Regions from separate parts of the Homo sapiens genome. Here all the other regions are linked to region 2. Evidence: chromatin loops called from intact Hi-C (ENCODE). Cell type or tissue: sigmoid colon. All regions are shown on one strand.

Evidence for each region. Hi-C counts contacts between places; a loop is a spot of excess contacts. Peaks named below come from ENCODE experiments on the same cell type or tissue, not always from the same donor. Only the 100,000 strongest peaks of a DNase experiment are listed, where the experiment ranks them.
Region 1: a loop joins it to region 2, with 6 times the contacts of the local background. A loop is called at or near these places in 43 of 110 quality-filtered maps.
Region 3: it touches region 2 in a loop (7-fold over the local background); 12 of 110 quality-filtered maps call a loop at or near these places.
Region 4: a loop joins it to region 2, with 4 times the contacts of the local background. A loop is called at or near these places in 61 of 110 quality-filtered maps.
Region 5: it touches region 2 in a loop (3-fold over the local background); 32 of 110 quality-filtered maps call a loop at or near these places.
Region 6: a loop joins it to region 2, with 11 times the contacts of the local background. A loop is called at or near these places in 55 of 110 quality-filtered maps.
Region 7: a loop joins it to region 2, with 2.9 times the contacts of the local background. A loop is called at or near these places in 7 of 110 quality-filtered maps.

The regions. Positions count from the first base shown.
Region 1 is chr6:139,980,840-139,984,839 of GRCh38, reverse strand. The region is part of intron 1 of LINC02941 (long intergenic non-protein coding RNA 2941); the gene reads right to left. All of the region lies in intron 1 of LOC103352541 (a long non-coding RNA gene), which reads left to right. Among named protein-coding and RNA genes, the nearest start is that of LINC02941, 6.5 kb to the right of the region's middle. RefSeq lists a silencer at 1,834-2,128. In sigmoid colon, no CTCF peak of the experiment used is centred here; no DNase peak of the experiment used is centred here; H3K27ac peaks cover 552 bases.
Region 2 is chr6:139,367,790-139,371,789 of GRCh38, reverse strand. No RefSeq gene overlaps it. Among named protein-coding and RNA genes, the nearest start is that of CITED2, 4.9 kb to the left of the region's middle. RefSeq lists an enhancer at 2,153-2,971. In sigmoid colon, CTCF peaks have their summits at 1,940 and 2,141 (motif pointing left); a DNase peak (open chromatin) is centred at 2,089; H3K4me3 peaks cover 2,229 bases; H3K27ac peaks cover 876 bases.
Region 3 is chr6:139,855,866-139,859,865 of GRCh38, reverse strand. It overlaps FILNC1 (FOXO induced long non-coding RNA 1), which reads right to left. Exons shown (of 3, transcript NR_038399.2): 2 at 3,047-3,102; 3 at 1-581. Among named protein-coding and RNA genes, the nearest start is that of FILNC1, 87 kb to the right of the region's middle. In sigmoid colon, no CTCF peak of the experiment used is centred here; no DNase peak of the experiment used is centred here.
Region 4 is chr6:139,880,047-139,884,046 of GRCh38, reverse strand. No RefSeq gene overlaps it. Among named protein-coding and RNA genes, the nearest start is that of LINC02941, 94 kb to the left of the region's middle. In sigmoid colon, a CTCF peak has its summit at 2,204 (motif pointing left); no DNase peak of the experiment used is centred here; H3K27ac peaks cover 422 bases.
Region 5 is chr6:140,072,755-140,076,754 of GRCh38, reverse strand. The region is part of intron 1 of LINC02941 (long intergenic non-protein coding RNA 2941); the gene reads right to left. All of the region lies in intron 2 of LOC107986652 (a long non-coding RNA gene), which reads left to right. Among named protein-coding and RNA genes, the nearest start is that of LINC02941, 98 kb to the right of the region's middle. In sigmoid colon, no CTCF peak of the experiment used is centred here; no DNase peak of the experiment used is centred here.
Region 6 is chr6:140,439,884-140,443,883 of GRCh38, reverse strand. No RefSeq gene overlaps it. Among named protein-coding and RNA genes, the nearest start is that of MIR3668, 240 kb to the right of the region's middle. In sigmoid colon, a CTCF peak has its summit at 2,398 (motif pointing right); a DNase peak (open chromatin) is centred at 2,403.
Region 7 is chr6:140,202,959-140,206,958 of GRCh38, reverse strand. MIR3668 (microRNA 3668) reads right to left here and starts at 1,707; the gene lies at 1,633-1,707. In sigmoid colon, no CTCF peak of the experiment used is centred here; no DNase peak of the experiment used is centred here.

The DNA.
Region 1 (4,000 bases), 610 kb before region 2:
AAACTTCACCTACTCAGGAATTGAGATTTGCTGATTTGCTACAGCTAGAAATGTAATCAAATATTTGCGTTAGTTTTCAACCACTCAATGATTTATCATTCTTTTCATTATCTATTGTCTGGCTTCTAACCACCATCTTGAGTATAAACGGTGAAGATGGCAAATATAGGAAAGAATGGTCTTTTACTGTAGGAACCTACAAGTAATGAAGTGGGACCAAAGCAGTCTCTGAACCGGGCTTACATCTTTACAAGAATGTCTAAGAGAAGAAAGGTCGCTCTCCAGCATGTTCAGTCGCAGCAGCCAAAGAATTTATGACAGTGGAAAATGAAGAAGGTGGAATAGGCCAACAACAAATTAGCTGATTGTTGGTGAAGCAATAGGGGCCAGGATACCTTTTATAGGCACACGTTCCAGTCCAGTGAGTCGCCTTTCAGTATCCATCAGAACCCCCTAAGTAGTCTGCTTAAATCAAGATGAGTTGTCTGGTGTGTTCTACAGCCCTAGACCCTACCACTAAGTGGGAAGAGAGGGAGAGAAAAAGAGGGTGCAGGGAACCCTAGAGAAGCACAGGGCAATTCAAGTAAAAGTGGGGAAGGAATGTACCAGCTGTGCACTATCAATATTTTCCTATCAAGACATCCGCTGCCTCAGGATCACATGGTGATGAATCACAACAAAGACCCAACAAAAAATGTTGACACTTTGAGACTCTTACTTAAACATGTACATCAAAAAAGTGGGAGGGGGAGGTACTCCAAGCTGCATGACTTGATATTGACTTGATCCTTGCACAGACTACAGTCATCATTAAACACACATGCTCTCCCAATTTGTATGCCCATACCACAGTCCTCACTCCTTGTTGAGCAATAACAAGGAGATCAGTGTGACTGGAACCTAGTTAAACTATCATGCTCATGATGCTATGCAGTAGCTCTAGATTCCATGTTATAATGTGTGACGTTACCAAAATAATATCCTAAATTATCACAAAGTGGTATTTTAAAAATGCAGTTTTGCGATCCAATTACTTCACAGGTCACATGGCCTCAATCACTGACCTTAGAACTTAACAGCCATCTATAGTGTTTCCATGAAAAATATGTTCCAGGCTCCAAACAGCATTCTTTTAGGCAAACTTTTAGAACACAATCTGCTTAGGAACTGTCTCTACTGTTCTGTGATACGTTTGTTTTGCACATGAAGTTAATTTCGGACTCTTTTCTACAAAGATATTTCCTGCCCTTGGAAGATGACTTCAAATAATAAATTGTCACCAAAAATGGACATGAAACTTTTAAAAAGCAGTAGGGAGGTGGAAAAGATGAACAAGCTGAAAACAAGTCCATTTTGGGAAGGTTCTGAACATCCTGGTTAAGGGAGTTTTTCATTTTAAAGGAAAAAGTATTCATCTGATGTGCTTCTTTGTTCATGGCACTTAATATAGAATTCTACAATGTTAAAAATAGGAAGTCAGGTTTATATGGTGTTTGCTTTAATGACACTAAACTGCCTGGAAATAGCAGCACATGCTATAACAAGTTTCAGATATTAAAAGAAAAGCTACAATGCTAAACTCTTTTCAAAACTTTTATATGAAGTCCCAGGCTTTGTGGACATTCAGGAGTAAATCAGGGCTAATACGGGAAGCTTACAGATGGTAAAATGGCTTCAGGCATCCCAATTATATTAAAAAGTTGAAAGCGGCAGATTCATATTCTCCCTTTTTACATGTCATAAATTCCAAAGTGTTGGTGTCAAACTGTGTCAATTGCACTCATTTATTAATACTTGGAATACCGTCAGTGAGCTGCCTAACTGTTATTATCCATTTATTCATTTACAGCCATCTAATACTAACAGCACCAGGCACAGTTTTCAATCCTTTCCCTAAAACCATACATGCCTCAGGGAGACTTACATAAGCCTGCATCTGGGGAGAGGGGGGAGGAGGAAATAGCAAATTGCAGGATCTGCTGATCTTGGATATAGGTCTCTCTGCAGGAGCTTCCAAATGTGTCTTTGTTTATGTTCTGGGCTCTGGGTTGTTGTGGGGCAGGGATCTAAGGAGGAAGGAATTTGTTGCCTCAATAAAAAAAAAAATGTGGAAGAAAGGTTAGGTGAAAGACAGAAAAAAAAAGACTATCTCCGTGTATTCTAAAACAAATATTTACACATTCAAATATCATCTTTTTTTTTTTAACTATCTGATCTTCAGTCTTGGATGCAGTGGTTAATAAACCCTGATGTCTCCACACAAAGTAAAAAAATAAATAAAATAAAAAATGTATGGCAACAATGCCATGATTCAGACCCAAAAACTACCCTGCATAAAACATTCATTATAATTAATGCAGTGTTTCTTGGCTGGTATTATTAAGACCTTAATTTTCCACTTGGTGGAACTTACTGTATGTAGTAGAAAAATCACTGGCTCTGAGTCAGAAATGCCTTGATTCTAATCCAGCCCCTGCCACTTCTTAGCCATGCCATGTGTGTAAATTAGTTGACCTCTCTGAGCCTTGGGTTTGTTTTCTTTAAAATGTGACTTATAAGGAAATATTAAATGTGACGATTAAATAAAAGAAAGAAAAACAACTACACAGTTCCTCTAAATTGCAGCTTTCCTCCCTCACCCCTTTCCTCTTTAAGAACTGCACAGACATTTTTAATAAGAAAGGATATAAGTGATCAAAATAATTATTCTGAAAACATATGATTCATTGCAGACATTGGTAGTGTGCCCTACGTGCTATTGGGCATGAAAGAGTTAAGTGGGAACGTCACCTTAGAGTCCTGGGGGAAGGGCGGAAGGGAGGGTAATAGCAGATTTAATAGTGTTTCACAGGCAGAGTCCTGGTGCTGTGCAAAGCTCCAGATCGTGTTTCTTCTTAGACGCCAATCAGTCAGGAAGTGATTCTCAAAGAAGTTTACATTGCCCTACTCTCTTTACACTGCAGCACAGTAGGAAACCCAGGACACAGAATACTCACAAGAAAGATGCTAGCATTTCCTGGGATAATAGGGAAAGCAAATGAGCCTCATGTCACATAGCATATTATAAGGAAGCAAAGCCTCCTACACAACATTATACTAAAAAGACCAAACTTATATTAAGCCTTGAACAGTTGCATATGTAAAGACCAAGAAAATAATCCAAATAGTAATCAAAAGCTCTAATTCTTCTTCAATTCCAGTTCATGTGCTACATTTTGAGAAGCATGACACAAAAGTGTGCATGCTCTCTCACACACACACATGCACACACACACAAATATACACAACTCATGCAACACATGTTCACACCTTCTGGTCAATACAAGAAAAGAAACCTAGATTATATCAGAACACAGACAGTCTTACTAGTCAGGCTGTGTCTTCACCACATGCTTAATGGAGAAAAATGGGTAAGGTATATCAGAACTTCATCAGAGAACATTCCAAAGCTGTTACATACATTTATGCTTGTCAAGTGTGTAACATGCACATAATTCTCTTTTATTCTTTCACCCAGTATTTATTTTCTGTTAGCTAGAAGAGGGCATAGGCTTTGTCTATATTGCTTACTTTTAAATTTGTGACCACCTGGCATGTAGTAGGTGCTCAGTAAATATTTGCTGAATAAATTAATGAACATTTCCAATTCTAGGGGGGATTCTGCCATTTTAAATAAGCAATTACAGTAGAATAAGCTAATTTGATTTTTGATATCCCGAGGAACCTTTCCAAGCCCCTTTTGTTGGTAGTTTTCTTTTTAGAACACTGTCTGAACTAGGCCTATCTTATATGGCTTTGCTCCAGCTGACTGGAGATTCACGTGGTAGCCTGTGGAGAGGTATCTACATGAAAGATAAAGACATTGGTTATATTTGTACAGATATTACACTGTGCTGCAAATAACCCACTCTGTCTTTTGTTTTTCTTGAGACAGAGTCTCACTTCTGTCAACCAGGCTGGAATGCAGTGATGCAATCTCAGCTGCAACCTATGCCTCCTG
Region 2 (4,000 bases):
TTTATTTCTCAGCAAAAGTGCCAAGGATAGGTACATATTTTCTAGCGTAATCTCTGAAACAGTGTCTGACTGGTTTATAGTTCTGAGAAAGATGAGGCAGAATTCCACTTTGAGGCTTTTGTCCTATAATATTTAAAATGTACTCAGGTTGACTCAAAGGTCAAATTACAGTCTTTACAAGATGTTCCCTCTTAAGCATGCCCTGTTTTCCTGAATTCTGAGTTTTCCTGTTGCATGCATGGGATGCAAATCACCTGAAAATTATACTTTAATTTTACCTGGATAGATGTCTTATCAAGAAGACCATAGCTACAACTAAGTGGGTATCAAGTTTTGCCTTATATAATCAAGCAAAGGAAAAAGTAATATTGTGAAAATCTCAAATTATCCCAGGTGGAAGGAGAAGGAATTTTGTTTTTCATGTTTTCATGGCTTATCTTATGTTTATAAGAGCAACACACCTACCTTCAAGAAAAAATACAGACTTTTGTACGCAACTTACTAGGGGAAGTAAAAAATGTAGGTTGAGGAAAATCTTATAAATAATGCTTTAAAAGAACATTTCATTTAGACTCCGATTCTCATCTTAAATTCCATATTTTATAAGAAATCAGGAGGAGCGGATATTTAGAAGTGTTATGAGAGAGTAAGTTGGGCATAAAGGCTGCTTTAAGTATAATTCAGATCACCTGCATTTTATAATTTTATTTCCAAGGTAGGCCATGTAAAATTAAAATGCACACACTCCACTGGGTTTTTTATATACCTCTATAATTGACACTTTCTTCTTTAAAATTATGTTCAAATAAATATACTGAATCATCCAAAACTCTTTTTACCCTACTTTAAAAGCTGATCCAGATTTCCACATTAATAGTTAAAGCTGAAGTTTTCTTCAGCTAAGACATGTCAATACTAAATCTGCAATCAGCAATGAATCTTTCTGGCTAAGCATTTTCACAGTAAGTTTTTCTTTCTCTCTCTCTCTTTTTTTTTTCCAGAGGCTTAAGTGAAAAAATATGTTTGCATACATATTAATACAGCAACTCCAATCCTTTTTCACTAGTGCCAGGAAAAAAGGAAAGTGATTAAATGCATTTTTTTTTTTTTTTTTGCATAAAGAAGCCAAAGAATTGTCTTGCCACCACCCTTCACCATTTATTCTGCCAGGGAATAAGCCACAACACCTGCTCTGTCACTAAATTCCTCCTGCTGCTCAAACGCCGGAACACGTATGTGGAGATGCAGAGCCCAAGGAACTATTATTAGATCTTGAGCCCATCCCTACCAGAACAGAGGACTCAAACAGAGGAGCTGGGCTAAAAAGCACAATTTGTCTTCAGTACAAATACAAACGCTCCCGCACCCCAGTTCACTTGAGTGATCTCTGTTTCATTAAAAACTCTTTCTTGATCAACAATTGAGCAGATTCTACATGATATCTGCAGGTCTCTTAAGCAGAGAAAAATAACTCCTTGTTTCAACAACCTGATTAATGAAACCTGTACAGTGACCTAGATCACCCGGCTACTGGCAGACATTTGCAAAACCTTTTGTGGTCTTGCTTCCTACTAAGTTGCTTATAGCATATGGGGAAATTTGACCTCTGTACCTTGGCTGTTTGTCAAAAAGTTCTAATATGATACAAGAGAGCTTCTGTTCTTTAAGCTTTGCCCAAAAATAGACACTCCATGCTTGATTTTCAAGAAGAGATCAATGATAAGCTGCAGTGCAACCTCATAGCTACATGTCAGAAAAATAAGTCCACATTAATAAAAACGTATACTTCTGTCTTGTGCCTGATAAAATCCTCGTGACAGTATCTTTGCGGGAGCTGATAAAGACGTTAGAGCTATGGATGGGTCTTTGAAGAACAGTTACCTAATCACCACTGTTTATGGGGTGCTGGGCTAGAGCACTAGTAGCAGAAGGCTGACATCTATTGTGAAGTTTATGGTCTCCATGACTTTTACTACTGTAAACGCCTGGGATGGCTATAAATTGATGTCAACATTAAAGGCCAGATCCTTTAGAGAAAAATATTAATCCACTAATCTATTATGGGTGGCCAGCTTTGCAATAAAAACTTTGCAGCCCCGGACCATTAGGTGTTTTCGCCCCCTTGTGGAATTTATTTAGAAGGTCAATGAAAAGCTGTTTCCTCAAGAGCTTTTTCGCTTTTTTGTTTGTTTTGTTGCCATTTCTGAAGACTTTGTTTTCTTCTTTGAGCAAACAGCACATATTCGAGCAACACATTTTTTAAATCAAAGAAGATTCCAAAATAAACATCCTTTATAAAATAAGAATATTTTACTTACCAAAAACCTTAACCTATGATTAAGTGTGCATAATTGAGATTTGCCTCATATTTGAAAATATGCATTACCTAAGGGGTTTTCTTTTAAAAGTGTAAGGAGCAGTGGTTTGGGCTGATGCTTTAGCCTGCAAACTGAGGGGATGGCAAACCCTCAGCGCCTCCACAACAGGACTGTTGATTTGCAGTAAGGGTAAATAACAATGCATTTGACGGTATGAGGTTGGAAAGGTGGAGGGAAATATCCAGGAATGCAGAATGCAATTATCCACATTGGAATGTGACCAAGCCACCAGCCCTAATCTTGTGAAAGGACTGCAGGATCTTTAATGAGGATGAGTGTTGCTGTCTAATTGAGTCAGTAAAATTTACTTTAAAATAAACTGGGCAGATAACATTGTCTCCAAAAAATAAATAAATTTAGAATTCAAGGAATTTAAGACCCATGCCATTGGCAATTTTTTCCTCTGCAGTGGAAATGTTTTGCTAGCATGAAAGCAGCAGTACACCTCTTCAGAAATGCATGCTTCAGAGATGGTATTTATCATTTTGGGACTGCACCACTATCATCAAAATCAGCGCTCCCAGGCAGGTTGAGGCTGAGCCTCCAGAAGAGAACAATAGGTAGCACATCAAATGACTCAGCCAGTGAACCCCTATTATCATGGGCTCTGTTTGTCTTCTCCCCCTAGAATAGAAGGAACAATGGCAATGTCAGAATTTTAATTGCAATGGACTGGCTTAAATTACTTGACCTATTTTTATGCAGCAAGGAGAAAAATGATTCTTTTTTTTTCCTGGTAGCCATACTTTTAATTTAAACTGGAAAAGGAAATATAAGAATATTTTCCATCAAATAACATACTGCTGATAATTTTAGTTTGCCTTGTAGTGAGACCTACCTATATTTTAAAAAAATATTAAAACATCTGAAATAAAGAACTTCTTCCCTTCCCAGGAAGAAATTAAACTCATAAGTAATGCAGTAATGCTAAAGAGTGAGAAAATATTCTAAGAGCGGCTGGCGTGAATTTCTATCATATTTTGATATTTATACACAATGAAAGAAAAGCTATGATAAGTAAGAGTCTGTTGTGTTGAGGAACTGAATCCATGATCCTTGGGAAAGAGAAACTATCAGACCGACCTCTTCCATACTGTCTATGAACAAATAATGACTTTTTAGCGGCTGGATTCTTATCAGTTACTTCCTTCCCCTAGAGGAGCACTAAATGAAGCAGCCCCAGGAGGCAGTTAGTGGTGCTTTTTGAGAATTCAGCTTGGCTAAATCAGGACTTGCAGAGTGAGCAAAAAGCACATGAAAGAAAGATGGACGGTGAATATTATTACTTGCTTTATATGTTATTAGTTTTCATTAGGCTGAACTAATCTGAAAGATTAGTGAGGCAGGGGCACAACCAGGGGTGAGGACTGTGGTTCACGGAATTCTTGGAATTTTCCCATGGTATCACCATTGTGCTCAGCCCTGAAATCCCTCCCTTTCTTCCCTCTACAGTAGAGTGGTTACTTGATTACATTTTGGGTTGCTGAACAAAGCCGACAGGGGAATCTGTCTCCTGAGGAGCCTGTAGCAAGGCAAGGTTAGCGTGGTGCGCATTGCAGGAGATATGCAAATAGGCGAGTGGCTTTTGAAAAGTTAATAGTGCCCAAAGAATTCTGCCTGTC
Region 3 (4,000 bases), 490 kb before region 2:
AGAGATTAAGTGAAATATATATACACACACATATACACACATATACACACAAACATGCATATAATTGACATGGAGCATAATAAATCCCTATCTATGATTTAAAGATTTTAAAAAATCTATCACTACAAGGAATTTGTTGCCATAATTTGTTGTATAAAATAATATTTTATTGTTTAAACGATATTTGTCACATTTATAACTAATAGCAAAGAATTATTCCAAAACATATTCCTGAGATGAATTTTTGGTCAAAATTTAAACTGAAGCAAATTTGTAAGTTTGCAAAGACATCAAGTTACTTTCCCCACACTCATAAACTTCTTGAATTCAGTTAGCACTAGACGTAGCATATTACAAGAAAGGCTGTTTGTTTTGCTGTTTACAGCCCAAAAAGTACTGGATATCTCCCAGGAAATTCCAATTTTAGGAGGATTCCAACAAGCATGAAGAACTGAGTGGTTCAGATTTAGGCACAGATTGGAATCATAACATGGACATTATTCCAAGTCCAACGTGTCTGATCTTTGAGATTCAGCTTTCATTCATGCAGGTTCCAACAGTGAGGCATTTATAAATAAAACCTGGAGATAAAACAGGATTCAATATGTCAATATATAATCTTCATTACTGGCATAATAAAAATTAAAATGTACCACTTTCACATAAGCAAAAAAGTAATTTTTGTTACTTTTTTCTAAGATAGATGGCAGTTACTTATAGGTTTTTTTTTAATTTATGCTGTCCCATAATATACAAAAATGCTATAAAAAATGCTTAAAAACTTGAGTGAAACCAATGTTGTAAGATTACATATGCCCACCAAATATGCACTTTCATTCATGAAATTAGTTGTTCTTATGTATGTTTAAAATAGGCTTTTAGTAATCATTCATTTGTTATTTAACAAATTTTTCATTGTAATGTACAATAAATGCATTTATTTACTAGAGGTACTTATGGCTCTCAAAGCAAGTAATGCACATTGAACCATATATTAGTGGATTATTTCTGTGATATAAAGTTCAGTGTTCATCTAAAATAGATCTCTTTCTCTTTTTACTCTATGCCCTTAGTCCTCCTAATTTCTTTATCTGGTAAAATATCCTGCACAAGGAAGATATTTAATAAATGAGGTTAAGTAATAGGTAGGTCAACGGTAATATTAGAATTACCTTTCTACAAAGAGATGCATTAAGAAGCAATGTAGGTCAGTCCTGCAGAGCCTGACTAACAGGTTCTGACACAGGCAAACAGTGCACTTTGGCTAATCCTCCAGATTGCTTATTACCAACACTTGCAATTTTAACTTATTGGAGTCAATATCAGAAATAAAGATGAGAAAATGATTCAATCCATATTGCTACACTTCAATCACTGAGTTGAGAGACAAGACGTTTTAAGATTTCCAGAAGTTACAAAACCTGTCTCTACCCAATAATTGGAACAACCTGTTAACAAGTAAAAGTTATCACCAACCCAGTTTTGTTATCCACTGATGGTGTGTGTGGGAAGGGAGATTTACTGGATTTATCGATTTTATTTGACAATTTATATGCATAATTCTAAAGAATCTTTTCTAGCATAAGAAAAATGAACTTGGGACCACTGAGAGTGAGTTCATTAATTTTCCAGTACATAACGTTTTTATCTTTTTCACTAATTTTTTAATTTTTTCCAACTTAGCAGGATATATTTTCCTCATCTTCAGGATTTAATAGGTATATTTCCAATTTCACTAGTACACTAACAAACAGAAAAAAAAAGAAAGAAAAAATCATAGATATGTCAGATAAATATATACATTACATTTTATTATTTAACGTAAAAACATAAATAATTAGCCTGAAAGTAGCAAATATAGAAATGAGGAGAGCAAATTGTCATCCTAGCTTTGTCCTTACTTTCTGGGTGACCTTGAATAAGCCTCTTACTTTCCTGAGCAATAACTTTCTTGTCTGTAACATAGAATGATCATGCTCATTTCGTCTTTCACGGCGTTGTCATAACATCACATAACACAATTTACGTCAAATACTTTTAAAGCATAAAGAATTATATAGTAAAATGTTAGCCTTGTTAAAAACCAATTCAAAATATGAAATGCAATCCTCTTTAAAAAGATAAATTAGAACCTTGGGACGTCATTATTGGCATTTCAAAATGATTATTTGCTTTTTAAACAAATTTACTGCAAGATTAGTACTTTCATTTAAAGGAGAGGATAAAAGAGAAGAAAGAGAAATTTAGAAAATTCTCTGAATCTCTGGGAATAAGCGATTACTCAATTTCTTGGTTTCTGGCATAAAATGTTTAGTAGAAGACTTTCTTTGAATTATTCAAATTATATTAGGAAGTAAGTCTGAATTTACTACCAATATGAATTTCACACCACTGTATTCAACCAAGAGGCATTTGAGCACCCTCTCACTGTGATTATTGTATTTCAAGCATTAGGTAGTTCTAGGGGTCAAACTTTGCACTGTCGTCTGTGTGAATGGTGACTCTAGAGTTCAGTTCTATTCGGCCTGCACAGCCATATGAGGCAGCTCTGAGCAAGGAAATTTGAGTCTGTTTCTATTACATTGGAACTGAGTCAATGATCCCAATAATGTAAGGACACATTACCAAGCTTCCCATAATATATGTGAAACTACAAATTCTAAATTCCAAATCTAAAAGAACAGAGTATTTTCTATCTTAAGGCTTTCTAACACACTTTTAAATAGAAGCCACTCATTTAATTATGATAGGACTTGTCAGGAACATAATTACTACATAAAGCAAAGATTTCAAATGTTTCTTTCACTAATCTTCTTCATATGTCTAATAACTGGGTATTTTCTAAATCATAATCTTTATTTTTGAATGCATTTCACATTCCCATCATTCTAAGCCCTCTGTAATATTAAAAATATGTTTTTATCAGCCATCTACTTTCAATATTTTAAAATGTTGGTAGCTCTGGGGCAGATGGAAATAGGCATGATTACGTGTTGTAAAGGTGTCTTGGGCTTATGTTCTAAGATCACAGATTACTCTGACTTACCTGTTTTCATTCCTTTCTTTTAGATGTTTACCTCCTTTGGGATTATTTGCTGCTGGCTAGAATGAAAAGACAAACATTCCCTTCAAACAGTATGCCATTGCCTAATAATTTTGCAAGCTCAAATGAAATCCAACCAAATTCAGAATTTAGATTTTCCTACTGGCTTGTGTAATTTTTGTTTGTATGGGATAGAATCAGGTTCCATCTTTTATTCTCCTTCAGAATATCATTAACAAAGAAAACTTTGAATGTTAGTTGGTGGGATAGATACATTGACACTGTTTACATAGCACTGTTTCCTACTCGGGCCTGCACACAAACATTCGCACACATTTTCATGTACACACACTCCTGGGGAGGTCAATGAATATTACAATTCTTCTTCTGGAAATAATCCTTAAGAATGAATGAGCAAAAGACACAGTTTTCAACCCTATTTTCTCTTCTCTTTCTCTCTTTTTCTTCCCTCTGTTCTTTCTCTCTCTCTCTTTTTTCCTTCTTTTTATTTTTTTCTTCCTGGAGAGGTTTCTGAAGTTCAACAGTGATTCTTTAATTAAGAGAAAAAAAAAACCACACATACACACACTAGAGAACAAGAAGGAATAGTAAACAGTTCCCTCCACTGCTAGAGGGGTTAGTTACAAAATAAACATTTCACAGACTGGACCACATCTCCTGTAATGAGACAGCTCTGGCTAGTGAGACTGCAGCTAAAGTCCCCCCATTAAGGGCATTCACTCGAAAAATTAAGCGACCCACTTGTGTTGACTGAAAACATCCTTGCAGAGGGTTTTTGCAATCACCTACAGCATTTTTTGACAATCTGCCTTGTGCTTAACACTGCCTTTCCTGAAGGCTCTCTCTGCTGTGTTTTGTTTTAATGGTTCAGCCTCCTCACTGGTGATTCAAGGTCTAAGCTCTTTCTGTTAAGCCTCTGTATAAAATAAAACTCCT
Region 4 (4,000 bases), 510 kb before region 2:
GTTTATAAAACAAAAACAGAAACAGATTCAGTCTCTGTTTCCCCAAAACCTTGGTTCGAGTTTGTGTTCCGCCTTCTGAAAAAAAGGAACTTGAAATTAAACATGAAACATGGTCGTACTCAAATTCTTCAAAACATACTTGTTAGTGAAGTTCCAAAGTGTTGACATCAGCAGGATATTCACAAACATGTGGGAAACAATTCATGCACTTTTAGTTACTGATAGAGTATTTGTTTGCTGTTTTACATGTTAATTTAACAACGTCTTCTGAGAATCAGAGACATTCATGTCTCATATGGGCTATATCCTTTATATCAAAAACTGTCATTCATACATCCCTCCAAGTCTCTATAAAGTTGTCTGCAAGTTGAAGTTTTAATGAACACAGTTTAAAGGGCCACAAAATCAAGTGGAAGGTTGGCAACCATCTGTTGAATTTGTGTTCCATAGATAGACAATCCCCACCATTTAGAAACTGGAGTGGATTGTTTTGCCCTGAATGGTGTGAATTTCCTCTCCAGGCAGTCCAAAAACACAGATAATGACCACGTTGTACTGGAGAGGCCTGGCCTGCTAGCTTTGAGACCAGAAATAAAATCATACATTGTATTCCTTTTTGAGGAGGTCAACTTGCTTTATGCACACTATCAAATCAATTCTCAAAGCATTCCATTGAAATGAGCAAGAGGCAGCTACAATATTCACTTTACAGATGAATAACCTGAGGCTCCAAAAGGTTAAGCAGTTTTCCAAGGTCACGTTAGGCCAATTCCACATAACTGCAATTACCTGGGCAGTGCAGGCAAAAAGCAACAAACACAGAGCATAGAAGGCTTTTGCTTAAATAGAGGTACAGTACCTGCATCACTAACGAAAAACAAGGACTGGGTCAGATTTATCCAAATAAGCTGGCCTATATGCCCAGATGATTGACAATTTTCTATTCTACTTGCAACTGGAAACAGCTAGGCAGAGAGAGAACAGGAATGAGGTCACAGATCTGCTATTTATAGGATACCAGCCACCACACTCAGCTGCTTTTCAGTTAAGGTGAATATTGAATGTAATTTTCTTTCTCCAACTCCATACAGAGGAACTACTTTCAGAAAAGGAAATTATAGAATTTAATAATATTTCTTGTGACATGGTGATTTGCTTTGTGACAGTCTGCACAACTTTTACCACATATTCATCTGGGCTTATTGACCATAAATAAAAATGCAGTCACATTCTTTCTCTTACTCCATGGATTTTTTTTAAAAATAAAGCAATAAAGATTCCATGGGCTTTTTCTTTCCCTCCCACCTACAAGCTATTCATTGAATTTGCAAAGTTATAACAAAACAGAACGCCAGTCTGGACAAGGAAAGCACAACATAGCCATTTATGAGGTAAAGAATCTAAAGCCACCTGATTTGCCTGTTTGGCTGCAAGAGTTAATTCCTATGAAAAATACACTTCCTCCCATTTCCTTTGGCTGAGGCTTGTGAAGGCTGCAGACAGTGAGCGGGGGAGGGCCCGAAGCCTCTGGTCTTTTGATGTAGATATTGATGCATGACACTAGCCCCTGCGCTAAATATCAAGTTTTCTTTCTCTTCAGCATTCCTCCTAAATGGTGAAAAGGGATTCCTTTAGCCCAAATGCACAGAGAGTAGTCCTAGTTGCAGATAAAAATGGCTTGTGTTTTCTGTGACTCACCAATCATAACCAAAACTAAAACAGCAAGCTGACACAGAAAGGTTCGAGTGACGTTCGAGATTATAAATAAAAGGCAAAGAAACAAGAGAGGAACCTGCCTATGGAGTGTCTCCAATCTTTTAATTCAGAAGGGACTGAGGAAGATGAGGGGCTGAGAACTCTTTACCTTTCCTCCAGGGAAAAGACTCTTTACCAACCACCCAGGAGCGCTGGGCTTCCCAGGCAGCCTGGTGCTGCTGCAGCTGAGGCTGATCTGGTCCCAGGGCCCTGTAGCTGGTGCCTATGTTGACCAGATCAGGGATCTTCACTCTGGCGTGTGAGTAGCAATCCCCTAAACTAATCTCATACAGCATGCAGATGCCCAGGTGCTACCCAAACTGGCATTGATTTGGTCAGTTTGAAGTGGGTCTCAGGAATCTGCATTTTAACCAGAATCTCAAATAGACCTAGGACCATACTTGGAGGCTGAAAAATTTATTGATAATGCCACCTGGAGGGCATTTCCAGAACTGCTTACACATCCAGCATGCCAGAGCACCACCTGAAACCTTGCATTTGATGGATTTACAGATTTTTTTACAGATAGTTACATGTAAAGGCCTAAGAACAAATCTAAAAGATATCATTTAAAGACTTCTTTTTACTGGCAAAATGAGACAGAGGTTACATTTGTTTAAGCAGTCAGGGCTGCAGCTGTCAATTTGAAATTGACAATTGGTTTTATAGGGCAAGATTTGGCAAAAAAGATCAGAGACATTTTAACCCTACTATCCACTTTTTTTTTTTTAACACATAAAAGCTACTTGTGGAGAAGCATGGTGTGTGCATGTGTGTGTTTCTTCCACTGACCGGTATCTTCGTGCCTTGCCCCTCCCCCTCCACACCATATGCCAGTCTTTCTTCCCGTGCCCTCACTGTTCCCTTTGTCTCATTTGACAGCCCTCTTTGTCCTCCTTTTGCCATCATTCAGCTTATTGCCGATACAATAAAGCTCACAAAGAGGATTGCTCATTGGTGATGGTGTTGACCACTTTATGAAGAAGAGAAGAATTACTAAAACCACAACTCAATGTTTTTAACATTTGAAATATACAGAGTACATTCATATTGTGCCATTTGACTTTCAGAAAACAAACAAACAAAAAACCAAGGTAAATATAATTATGCCCAATGAAGGCTTGACATTGAGAGAGTGTTAGGGACTTGTTCAAGACCACATTTGAGTAAAGAGTAGAGCCCGAGCTTGGACCCACAAAAGTCACACTGCTCTTTACAGCTGTACCATTTAGAAGAAGGAGGACTCTTAGAACTACTCAGGTTTTTGACATGATTGAGGCGTTTCTGTTTGAAACTCAGGTTTTAAAAAACTGATTACATAAAACTACTGGACTGTAAACAGGATTCAATTTATCCTGAAGTAATTTGTCCAATGGTGTAAAGAAAAGCACTTTTTGCATTTTCCTAGAAAGGGGGCAGGAAATAAAAAAAAAAAACAGCATAGACCCATCATCCTGTAAACATGTCTAAGGCATAAATGCTTTTGTCTCAGTTATTTAGCCACTTCTGGGTAAATGCTTTTGTCCCGGTTATTTAGCCACTTCTGAGATTACTGGTGGTCTTCCAAGTCAATCCAGTGAATCTCTGTAAATTTTAAGGTTGGGCACTAATCTGCAAAAGAAAAATACTCAACCACCCATTCTGTTTTAGTTGGAAAAACTCAGAATTAACTGAAATATACAACAGAATTAAATGATGTTTTAACTCTTTTGTTAAATCAGTCAATGTGGTTAAAGCAACAATTCAGAAGCTACTACGTGTGGGCAAGCACAGCAGACAAGTCACGTAAAGAATTGCTTGAAAAAGCCAATTTAAGGTAGTCAACTCTCAAGTATAGCGCTGTCCTCCAGGTGTTGTAAAACATCCTGAACATCATTTGAAGCAAATATTCAAGCTATTCAAAATAGTTTGTAATTGGTTTGAAGGGGGTGTTTTAAAAAATAGCTTTGTTATTTACAAACTATTTTGAAGTAACTTTGGAGAATCAAAAAGAACTTAATGCAATTTTAATTTGCGTCCTTTATCACCAGATCAGGGAAAACTGAGTTTGCTAGGGCTATGATTCCCAGTAGTCCAAGGAAGGGACAGTGTGACCCTAAAAGCAAGTCGCAGAAACCTTCATTCAAAGATAGAGCTTTACAGTCAGATTTCTATCTTACATTTCTCCAAAGAGAAACTGACATCTCACATACCTCACGTGGCTGTTTGTTTTTGTTTGGTTTGGTTTTCCGGTTCAAAGTATGCT
Region 5 (4,000 bases), 700 kb before region 2:
CTTCCACCATTCTTGGAATCGCTGCCCACAAAAATCATACACAAATGGGATGCTTCAATAATTTCTAAGTGGGGGAATGCCTAGGAAATGCAATAGACTGTTATCCTCAATCAGGAGGATATACAATCTGTTGATACAGCCTGGGGTTAGACAAGTAATGTCTCTATGACAAGGTGCTAAACTATGCTCTATCTTCCAATAGTACCTCTTCCTTCTCACATCTTCCAACTGGTATCTCTTCCCAGATTCTCTACTTATTCTCTTTTTTTCTATATACCCATATATACAGAAATATCTTTCAATCATATGTGTACAACTCCAAAATTCTTATTTCAAGATTAAATTATTTCTCAAGCTTATTCCTGTCTTACGTTTTCAACTGCCTGCTACTTTCCCCCCAAAATCCACATTCTGTTAAACCAGATGTCCTTCCTGACTTCTTTATTTCTATGTATGTGCCAAAATTCCCCTAGTCAGCTTAAAATTCAGTCATCTTTTTCCATTTCCTGTCTTCATCAATTCACTACTATCACCTTACATTTACATTTTGCTCCACAATTTTCAAACTGTTTCTATCTATATATTTTTATTTAATTGTAATAAATATGTGAAGTATGGGGAAATAATGCCTAGGTACTTGCTAATAGTAGTCCAGTTCATGAACCAGTAGCATGGCTGTCACCTGCGAGACTTTCAGAAATACAGAAGCTCAGCCTCCATCCCAGACCAACTGAATCAGAATCTGCAATTTAACAAGATCCCTGAGCAAATGATACATTATGGTGTTTTAAGTATTAATCTATTACTTGGAAAAGGTAATAGATTTGCTTAAGATATCACAGGCAGTAAGTGGAAGAACCAAAATCGAAAACAAAATATTCTAGCTTTCCAAGCCCAAATACAACGTTATTACAGGTGTGGTCCTCAGACCAGCAGCATCGGCATCATCTTGGGAGCTGGCTTAGTAAAATACAAATGCTTGGGGCTTGCCTCAGACCTCTAAATCAGAATCTCTGGGGGTAGGGGCCAAGGAATCAGTCTGTTTGCAAGTTCTGTTGATAATTCTTACATATGTTAAAGCTTGGGAAGCACTACTTTAATGTAAAATATATCTACTGAGTTCAATTAGGTGCCACTTTGTCTGCCATCATTCCTTCTTTTCTATGTCCTTTTCCACCTTCATATCTAATTAATGATTCCCTTTTAGGAAATAAGCTAATAGCCGTCTTCTTCTTTAACCAACCAATCCAGGTATCTCTCTCTCTCTAAATCATCTCTTATGCATTCATTCATTCAAAAAACATTTCAGTGTCTCAGACAATAGGTTCATTGCAAAAATTTCAGTGGCTCCCACTGCCTCCAAAACAAGGCAATTCTCTTCACATTGCCCTTAATGAACCTTTCCATTGCCATTAATGAACCTTTCCATTGTCCTTAATGGGAACCTCAAACTCCCATTTTTCTTATCTGCCACTGTTGTTCTGTATAAGGCTATACTCCAGACAAAAGGTCAGGAGGAAAAACCCAAGGCAATCCACTAAAACAAGGACATACCTCTAGGTGAGATTCTGTCTCCAGCAGCAGAATCTGAGCTGGTGTTGAGTCAAAGCCTTTGCAGGGAAGACACTCAGGCTCTTCCTCCTGGAGCCAAAATTTATCTTAAAAAACGATTGGCTGGCTGGGCGCTGTGGCTCATGCCTGTAATCCCAGCACTTTGGGAGGCCGAGATGGGTGGATCACCTGAGGTCAGGAGTTTGTGACCAGCCTGGCCAACATGGTGAAACCTCATCTCTACTAAAAATACAAAAATTAGCTGGGCATGGTGGCACATGCCTGTAATCCCAGCTACTCGGGAGGCTGAGGCACGAGAATTGCTTGAACCCTGGAGGCAGAGGTGTCAGTGAGCTGAGATCACGCCACTGCACTCCAGCCTGGGCAACAGAGCAAGAACCCCATCTCAAAAAAAAAAAAAAAGAAAAATTGGGTTTGACTCACTGTCAGAATTGAAAGAGGCATGGATGTATAGTGAAAAACATGGACCCAGACAGTTTTTCACAGTATGGAGGGAGTTTTTTGAATGGTTGACAATCATTTAGTACAAGCACCAACTATGAAGCCACATAGATGAAGAGCCATAAACATAGTTAGAAAGACTATAGGTAGAGGGCCATGTTCTTTGAATTGCCCAGTGTCAGGAATGTAATAGGCATTAGAGAACTTCAAATGACTCCTCATCTTATTCTAAACCAGATAACTGGGTTCCACTGTGATGGAACGTCTTATACTAAATCCAGTGCCTTATCGGCAACAGCCTGAGGTGTTCTGATACCCACTGAGGACTTTACATTACAGCAGTAATTCCCAATTTTGGCTGCATGCTAAAATCATTAGTGGAGTTTTAGAAAAAAAAATTATACTTAGTGCCTTTATCCAGAGACTATATTTAATTGATGCAGAGTGAGGACTGGTCATTTTATTTTATTTTTACTTCCCCAAGTAATTCTAATGTGTGTTCAGGTTTAAGAACCACTGCCCTGTACAGTGATCCCGATACTATGTGACCTGGTAAAATGGTAAACATCATACCACACCATCTTGTGAAATGGCAGTCTAATATAGTAGGTCTGGGATGGGGCCCATCATTCACGTAACTAACAATTTCCCAGGTGATGCTGATCCTACTGATCCACAGATCACACTTCAGGTAACAAGGCGCCATATGACTCAAACTTCCATTATTGTTTCCTCTGCCCTCCAAATGACTTTTTCCTCTGTGTGCAGTCAAAAATGGAATCCTCCCTTTAAAAGGGTCCCCATATATCTTATATAGTTTACTCATTCATTCCATAAATATCTGAGTCCCTACTGTGTGCCAGACATTGTTATAAACGGTGTCTAAAGTGGCTATAACTTATCCCAATCAACTTCTTTCAAATAAACGTCTGAATAAAATAAATCACACTATGTAAAATCAAGAAGCTGATATTGGCATTCTACCTTGAAAATGTGCAGATCCGTGGCTGTCTTGGAAATGGCCAAACAAGGCAAAGGGAAAAAGTATGGTATAGTGTGGAGATTACGCAACACAGGATAAAGAACAGAAGCCTAAGTACTGTGTATCTGAGTCTCTGTTGCCTCATTTTTAAACAAAGATGATGACAGTAGCAGCATCACAGGATTGTTGTGAGTCAATAAGAGCCTGCATTTAACAGTGTTTGTGAACAGAAATGTATTATATTATTCTCATAAACTGGCTCTTTATATTGAAATCCTGAGAAAATTTTCCAAAAGATTAACTTCTCATTTATGTGTAATTCCTTGCAAATAAGTTCTGCCAATTTTTTTAACCATTTAGCAGCTTTGTGAACTTAGCATAAATTTTTTAAATAGAAGAGGAAAAATCAATGATAACAAAGCTAATATGTCTTTTCCTATAATAAAGACTTCATAACTACATACTCAGATTACATATGTAGATTTTTAAGTATATGAGCTTCAAATGAGTTCTTTGTACATTTTAGAGATGCTATAATAACTTCAAAGCAGTAAGGGGAGGTAATAAAATATGCAAAGCCCTACCATATAGACAGTTTCCAAACACATACTGATGAGAAGATCATCTGTCTCAACAAAGTCACATGCATCCTATTAAGAAAAACCCTTTACAAGTGGTTTCTTTACATCTCTTTCTTATAAAGAGAAGGGAATTGCCATCACACCCTTCAAAAACCAGGATGCTTCTTGTTTTATAGATCATAGAAATTTTGCATGATTATTTTCTGCTCTTGAATTGGGAAATTCTTCAACACACAAAGTAGTAAGTTTAGGTCATTTCCCCCTTTTTTAGCCTTGGCAACAAAAACTAAACTTGAAGAAAATATTTTTAAATACTTATTTTTTTAATAAAAGTTAACTCTAGTTATTCATACAAAATTTCAAATTTGTGCTGATTTTTCTCATTGCTTTTCATACTTTGATTATATTTGTCCAATTTTTCTTC
Region 6 (4,000 bases), 1.1 Mb before region 2:
ATGCATCCCATTTGAACAACAAAATGCCTTCTTAGACCAGAGGGAGAAGCAAGCTTTAGGAGTGTTTATTTATGGAGGAGACTGTAAAGCTAGTAGATGTGGACAGTCTTGAATGCAATGTCACTGTCTTTTTTTTCTGTTGTTTCAGTCTGTACTGCTAAAACAAAATACCTGAAACTGGGAAACTGATAAATCACAGAAATTTCTTTTCTCACAGTTCTGGAAGAGGGGAAGTCCAAGGTCAAGGTGCTAGCAGATTTTGTGTCTGGTGAGAGCTGCTCTCTGCTGCCAAGATGGCATCTCTTGGTGAGTCCTCACAAGAAGGAAAAGAAAAGCACAAAAGAACACCTCCTTCAACTTTTTTTCTTCTTTTTTTTTTTTTTTTGAGATGGAGTTTTGCTCTTGTTTCCCAGGCTGGAGTGCAATGGCACCATGTTGGCTCACCACAACCTCTGCCTCCCAGGTTCAAGCGATTCTCCTGCCTCAACCTCCAGAGTAGCTGAGATTACAGGCATGCACTGCCATGCCTGGCTACTTCTGTATTTTTATTTATTTATTTATTTATTTATTTATTTATTTATTTATTTATTTGAGACAGAGCCTCACTCTGTCACCCAGGCTGGAGCGCAATGGCGCGATCTTGGCTCTCTGCAACCTCTGTTTCCTGGCTTCAAGCGATTCTCCTGCCTCAGCCTTCTGAGTAGCTGGGATTACAGGCGCCCACCATCACGCCTAGCTAATTTTTGTATTTTTAGTAGAGATGGGGTTTCCCCATGTTGGCCAGGCTGGTCTTGAACTCCTGACCTCAGGTGATCCACCCGCCTTGGCCTCCCAAAGTGCTGGGATTACAGGCATGAGCCACCGCGCCTGACCTACTTCTGTATTTTTAGTAGAGACAGGGTTTCTCCATGTTGGTCAGGCTGGTCTCGAACTCCTCACCTCAGGTGATCCACCCGCCTCGGACTCCCAAAGTGCTAGGATTACAGGTGTGCTACTGAGCCCGGCCCCTTCAACTTCTTTTATAAGGCATCACAAGGTTTCTAATCCCATTCATGAGGGATCCACACTCATGACAACTACCTCCTAAATGTCCCACGTCTTTACATATGATCAGAGTGGCAATTAAGTTTCTATGTATAAATGCTGGGAATGCATTTAGACCATAGCACCTATGAGGATTATGATGACGATACTAATGATGGGGATCATGATTGAGATGACTATAATGAATATTTATTAAGTACTTACTATGGCCAACAGTTATTGCACTACACATTTATAGAAAGTCATTCATGTCTTTCCCTTGGGCAGCCTGTAAGTTCAATATTAACACCATTTTACAGGTAAGGAAGATGAGGCACAGAGAGGTTGAATAAATGGGCCAAATTCATCAACTGCTAAGTGGAAGAGCCAGCACTTGAAGCCAGACTGTCTGCCTCTGTAACATTAAACACTCAATCAGACTGACCCTGATGGATATGGGGAAGATTTTAAGTGTTTAATGCAGAATGATGACATAAATGACTTGCTTATTTAGAACAGTAACTCTGCAGTTGAAAGGATGAATTAAATGTTGGGAAGTGGTTATTAAAATGCTGTTGCAGTGGTCCAGGTAGCCAAATATAAGAACATCACTATGGTTATTGTAGTGAGGATACATAAATAAAGGACAGATTGGAGACTTCTTGAGCAACCAGAATTGGCAGAACCTGTTGATGGATTGGGGTAATTAACATTAGGGCACACACAAAAAAAGGAAGGTAACATTTCATCTCCAAACTAGAAAAAGATAGATATGATTTAGTTGGGAAGATGAAGAACTTTGAGCATATTACCTGCAAGATACTCAAACAAAACTCAGTAGGACACAATTATACTTGCAGGGTGAATCTCAAGAGGAAAAGGATTTAAGTGCAGATGTGGTAGCCATCAGAGGAAAGAAGTTATTTTAAGATATGAGTGTGGATATCGTTTTATAAAGAAGGGTGAAGAATGACAAGAGAAAAGGGTTACATACAGACGATCTGTGGAGCAGCTGACTAAGTGATGTGCAAATTAGACTGGCAAGGAAAGACAAGAGTTAGAAAGAAAACCAGAGGAAAGAGATGCCCCAGAAACAAGAGAGAAGCAGGAAAATATTACATTATCACTAAGTCTAAGGTTTTAGGGCTCCTCAAGAGTATCCTTTGGAATTGATCATAATGATGCCCCCAGTGATCCTAAGGAATGCCCTGAAATGCGGTAGCTGGAGCTAGTCCCAATCGCAAGGCACTAAATTTTCTTCCATGAGCAGTTCAGTGCTAGTGACGAAGGGAGCGCCTGACTGATGCACAAAGATGACAGCTATGTGGCCAAGAGACCAAGACTATGAGAAAATGTTCCATTCTGGCCCTGCCCCCAGATGGAGCTGTATGCTCATCAGTGGAGCGATAAAATGCCATGGCCTGGGAGGCGGGGGAGGAAAAGTTCTCTGTAACTCTTACCATTCAAAAGTTTGTCAAGGCATCATTTTTCTTCAGAAGCAGAGAAGTCTGTCCCCTGTTGTTACTTGACAAGTATTAACTAAAAGCCTACTCTGTGCCTTAGGCTGGGAAATACCTTCCTACTATACTTAGAGTAAGAAGAAGAGGAAGATTCTCAGAAGGTATTTACAACTTACTCAGTAACTTCCCAGATTTAAATTACTTAGAAAAAGCAATATCAAGTCTGTAATCTAATATGTAATTGATACAGGATACACAACTTCAGGGGAATTGTGATGTCCTGAAATATTCTTTCAAATGCAACAGAAGGCACGAAGTATAATTATAAAATGACACTGGTTTCTACAAATCAAAGGAAAAATTGGTCTTTGTTCAAGGTCACACATTACATTCAATTAGATGTTTGTATTTAGGAGGCTATCCCGACCCACACATGCTTTCAGCTTACAGACCCACACATGTGCAAAGAAACACAGAACTCAAAAAATCATAAAAATCATAATGTATAAATTTTTCAGAGCTATTAATTTTTCATATGAAATTTTAATCCATTTCTTTTATAACCGGTAGTATTAGATCTCATATTTCTGTTTCATTCCCTTTCCTCACTTTGAAGCAGTTGATATATTTACATGAAAATGACCTCTTTGTTCTTTAGAAAATCATCTCAGGCTTATTCTCTACCCAGAATTACAATAATCCTATATTTGTGACATCTTAATCACCTCCACAGCAACCGATTGTGAGGTTAGAAACAGAGGATTAAAACTTCAAGTGGAAAATAAGAAGCAGGAATTGATGAGTTCTTAACAAACCAAGATTTTTTTTTTCTTCAAAATAAATTACTCCAAGGAACAAGAAAGGATTTTCAAACGAGGACTATGAAGAATATAGAGAAATACAGCAGAGCTGTTTATCAAAGTTTTCCTTGGTATGTCAGCAGGTCCTTTGGAACTGACAGTGCTGATCTAAACATTTCAATAATAATAGAAGTGTTAACAGTGATAGGAACAAATAATATTAAACACTGTCAACTGCAGCATTTCATTTTCACTGGCCTGACAACCACTGCTGCAAAAAATGAAATGAGGAGAAAGAGACTTAACTGTTGAGTCATTGCAAATAAGACTCTATTAACAATACTAGCAATGGGAACAAGGGTATTAAAATGAAAGAAAGCAAGAAAAAAATGAAAGAAAAAGAGAAAGGAGAGAGCAAGAGCGGGGGAGGAGAAAGAAGGAGAGAGGGAGGGAGAAAAAAAGGAACTCAAGCCTGACTCCTGTCTTTAATAGTGAGTGCAAGTTTTGGGTTTCTTTTTGTTTATATTTTTACAGGATACATAGAAACAAATATGTAATAAATAAAAATGGAAGTGTGTCATATTATTGAAAAATAAAACCTGCCTAAAAATATGTAGGAAACTGATGTTGATTCTTTAATGTTGGCCCCATCTCCACCTCACCACCGTGAACCAAAATAACAATCTACTTATTGAAGAGGACATGTCACCTTTGAAC
Region 7 (4,000 bases), 840 kb before region 2:
AAGATCAAGACACCAGCACATTTTGTATCTGGTGAGGGGCTGCTTCCTGATTCAAACATGGCCATCTTTTCATGTATCCTCATATGGGGTAAGGGGTCGGGGATCTCTCTGTGGTCTCTTTTATAAGGGCACTAATCTCATTTATGAGGGCTCCCAAAGACTCTCCATCCTAATATCATTATCACCTTGGGGATTCGAATTTCAACATATAAATTTTGGAGAAAAACATTCAGTCCATTGCAGTTTCTAAAACTGAAGATGAAGATGCCTTTTCAGTTTTCATCAAATACAAATGGGATTTTTTTTTAGAAACAGGAATAATCAATCAACAAATCACTAAATGACTAACAGATATATCTGGATCATGTGACTAAGCAAAATGAGACTGGTTAAAATCACTCATTTCACCTGTGGGTATTCATTATAGTTCCCATTTTAAAATGTGAACATGTAAGTAAATTTCAAAGGTCATACATCTAGTAACGAAACAGGAAAAGTTCCCTTGTCCCCTCGCCAGGCATGCGATGCGGGTGTGGCTTGCTACTTCAGTGCCCCGCTCCTCAAACCTCTAGGGGAGCATACAGATGGGCAGGCTGTGGGGCTCCGCCCCCAGGGCTGAGTCTAGGGGTGAAAGTTTACAGCTCCTGAAGCCCCAGTGGGGTGTGTTACAGAGTGCTCTTTTAGTTTGTGGTCTATAGGCGACTTATGTCAGCTCAATTAGACCCTCTACCTTGTCACAAGGACAGAGGGCTTTCTGTATCCCAGGGTTTCTTGCCTTGGTGTACTGGAAGAATTGGTTCACATGTGGGCTTGAAGAATGAGTGCAAGGTTTTACTGAGTGGAAGTAGCTCTCTGCACATGGGGGAGCCAGAAAGGAGATGGTTTTCCCCTGGAGTTGTGCCACTCAGAGGCGCGGGCTCTCCCGGGCTCTCCTCCAACCACCCCAGCCAAACTCCACGTTGTTCTGCTGGTCAGTAGCCTGCCAGCATGCGGGTGCTGGTGCATCCCTCTGAACATCCTGTGCCTGTGTGTTCCTCTGCTGATGTGCTCCTCTCAATGTCCAGCTGCTTCTTCTCTGCCTTGCTAGGGTCTTGGTTTTTATACACACAGGATGAGGGCATGGTGGGCCAGGGTGGTCTTTGGAAATACAACATTTGGGCATGAAGGCAGGAGTGCCTGTCCTTACCTAGGTCCGTGGGGGTGGAGCCCCAGCCAGGGACCACGCCCTTCCTCTACCTAGCACTTTCCTTCACCCCTTCCATATCATTTAAAGGAGCCACGCTCCTCCCTTCCCAGCACTTCCATATCAGTAAGATGGAGTTTGAGTTTAACTTTTTGACTCCAAAAATGTTCATTTGTTTTCTGAACAAGCGATGCTATTGATGACATTGACAAAGGTTAGGGTTACAGTGAAACAAAACTGATTGATTGATTAGATAGAATAGAAAAAAACATATATATTATTCTAAGCTTTTCCTGCCATCATCTTTTCTGGGGAAAAAAAAGAAATAATATAGTTAGTTATAAAAAAGATCCATGGTTCAGCAGATGCTGGTCATATGTCTTAATTTTGTCACTGCCTTTCAAAATAGAGACACAAAGGGCATAATACTTTCAGACTTCAGTTTCCTCATATATAAAATTGCAGAGATTGATCAAAACTATTTTGATAGAAACTATTTTGATCAATCTCTACATTTCATATATTTTAGGCCAGTTAAACTCTAAGACATTTTTAAATAGTTGTAAAATAGTTATAAATAGAAGAGATACAGAAAGGAAAGGAGAAAGGACTAGTGTAATATTTTTCCAAAATACAGCCAGGCAAGAAATTTTAGACTACCAATGACTCTCTTCCAATATCTTTTTCTTTGTACAAAATATACTTCAAAAAAGCAGATGATGACCCCAGTGTGAGGGAAAGAGATTTAACACCTGTTTCACTCATTTTTGTGTCTTATTATATCACCTTGTGTAGAAATGAGCATAACTGATCATTTTCATTAGGTATTGTAAAATAATAAGGGCTTGCAATTAAAGATATGTACTATAAGTTTTGTAACACATTTTAAAATTAGAGCCAATATAATCATAGAATTTTAAATACAGGATGTAAAATAAATGAACTGCTATATATTTCAACAGATACCTTTACTATCAAAACATGAATCTAAATCATCCGTAATGCTAATCTCTTTTCCAAAGTGTTAGAACAAAAATGCCTGTATTATAGTATCATAGTTAGTTGCTGTACTTTCAAAATATTACATGATTAACAGGTAAATTACATGGTATTGATAGTAACATTTCTTTTTTAAAAAAAATCTTTATTCAGTAATATTCAAGGTAACCAGTACCTGGGAGAATCTCTACTCAAAGAAGTTGTAGAAAGAAACCTGAAAATATTTCATGTCTGTTAGGTTATGAACATTTGCATTTGAAAATGAATATCCTAAAGATTTAAGACCAAAAACAAAACTAAATCAAACAAGTTTCCTTAAGCATCCCCATCAATGATTTTTCAAATGGTAATTAATAGCACCAACCAACATAATTCAGGATTGGAGAATCTATGACTCACAATAAAAGCCTCTTTGGGGTGCCTAGGTTAAGAGAACATACAATTATGTGCAACATGAACTTAAAAGGAGCAATTAGAATGAGTTGCTTTTGACACAGACAATCATTTCTGACATTGAAATCTCAAAACATTTCAGAATCACATATTAAGGGAATGTTCATTTAATTAAAGAAGAATCAGAAGATTCAGATATTTATATTGTGTCAGTTTCATTCACTTTGTAACTAGGGTTGGGAATAAAGCACAAAACTTTAAACTGGACATTCAGATGTCACTGCTAACCACAGACTTACATTCTTTTGCTATTTATACCATTTGTTTACTTTTTGCATTTCCTTAGCTTGGACAGGGACTTTCTGCTTCTAGTCAATTTCACTCTTATTTTTGGCTCATAAATAAATTTTCCAGTACTTCTGGAAAATGTTACATCTAACAATTTTTTTGCAAAGAGATGATGGAAACATTCCTATTGGGATTTAATAAACTGGATGGTGAGAGTTGTCACTACTATCCCAAGAGATACCCACAGTAACCAAAAACATGTTTCCCAATTGTCTCTACGAGGTTGACAGCAGTAATAAAGAATATCTCCTCTCCTTTACCTTATCAGCACTACCATGTGATACGACTATTCTATTCTTTACAACAAAGGGTCTCCAAGGTTAGCCTGGCAACAGCTCAAACATACTCCAGCCCCACTTGAGTTTTTTTAATGATTCATTGAGAATTTCTGTCAATATTGTAGCCTGGAGAACTAAACTCTGCTCTCTGCTAAGTTCAATTAACTCTGGTCTCCTGTCAGTAATCAAATTTTTTTACATTTAATCACATCCATTTTATTTAAAACTAAACTATAGAGTACCATAAGCCTACTATACCTTTCTTTTTTACAAAACCTGCCAAAAGGTAAGGTGATGTTTTGCTTATAATAAGTTATAGCTCTTATGGATTAAACATTCTCCGTTAAAAGGAGTCTAGGACTTAATTTCCAGATCAATACTCATCCAACACTTAATCATTAAGGATGCTTGCCAAGGAAGTCTGCCTTATTCGATTCCCAGTGCTGTTATTGTTTTAACTGGTGATCTTGAATTCACCTACCAACCAGCTAGAAGTAAATTTTTATTTATTTATTTCATGGGTCAGTCAGAAGCAAATTTCCACACCACTGTAGCCAAACTAAAAATGAATATGAAGTTTTAAATACAGCTTGAGGAGGAAGGAAAGGCCATTTCCTTTCAGCAACTCTCAGTTTGGCCCTCACTGTGTTATGACAGATATCATTTGCTTCAATCTGTAGAAAATACTCCTATTATAAAACACTCAGCACCTCCTCAAGACAGAGTACTGAGAAACTGTTTTCCACCAATATTTTTGACAAATGCCCTGTACCTCAAAAGTGGTTTTCTATCACAGTAA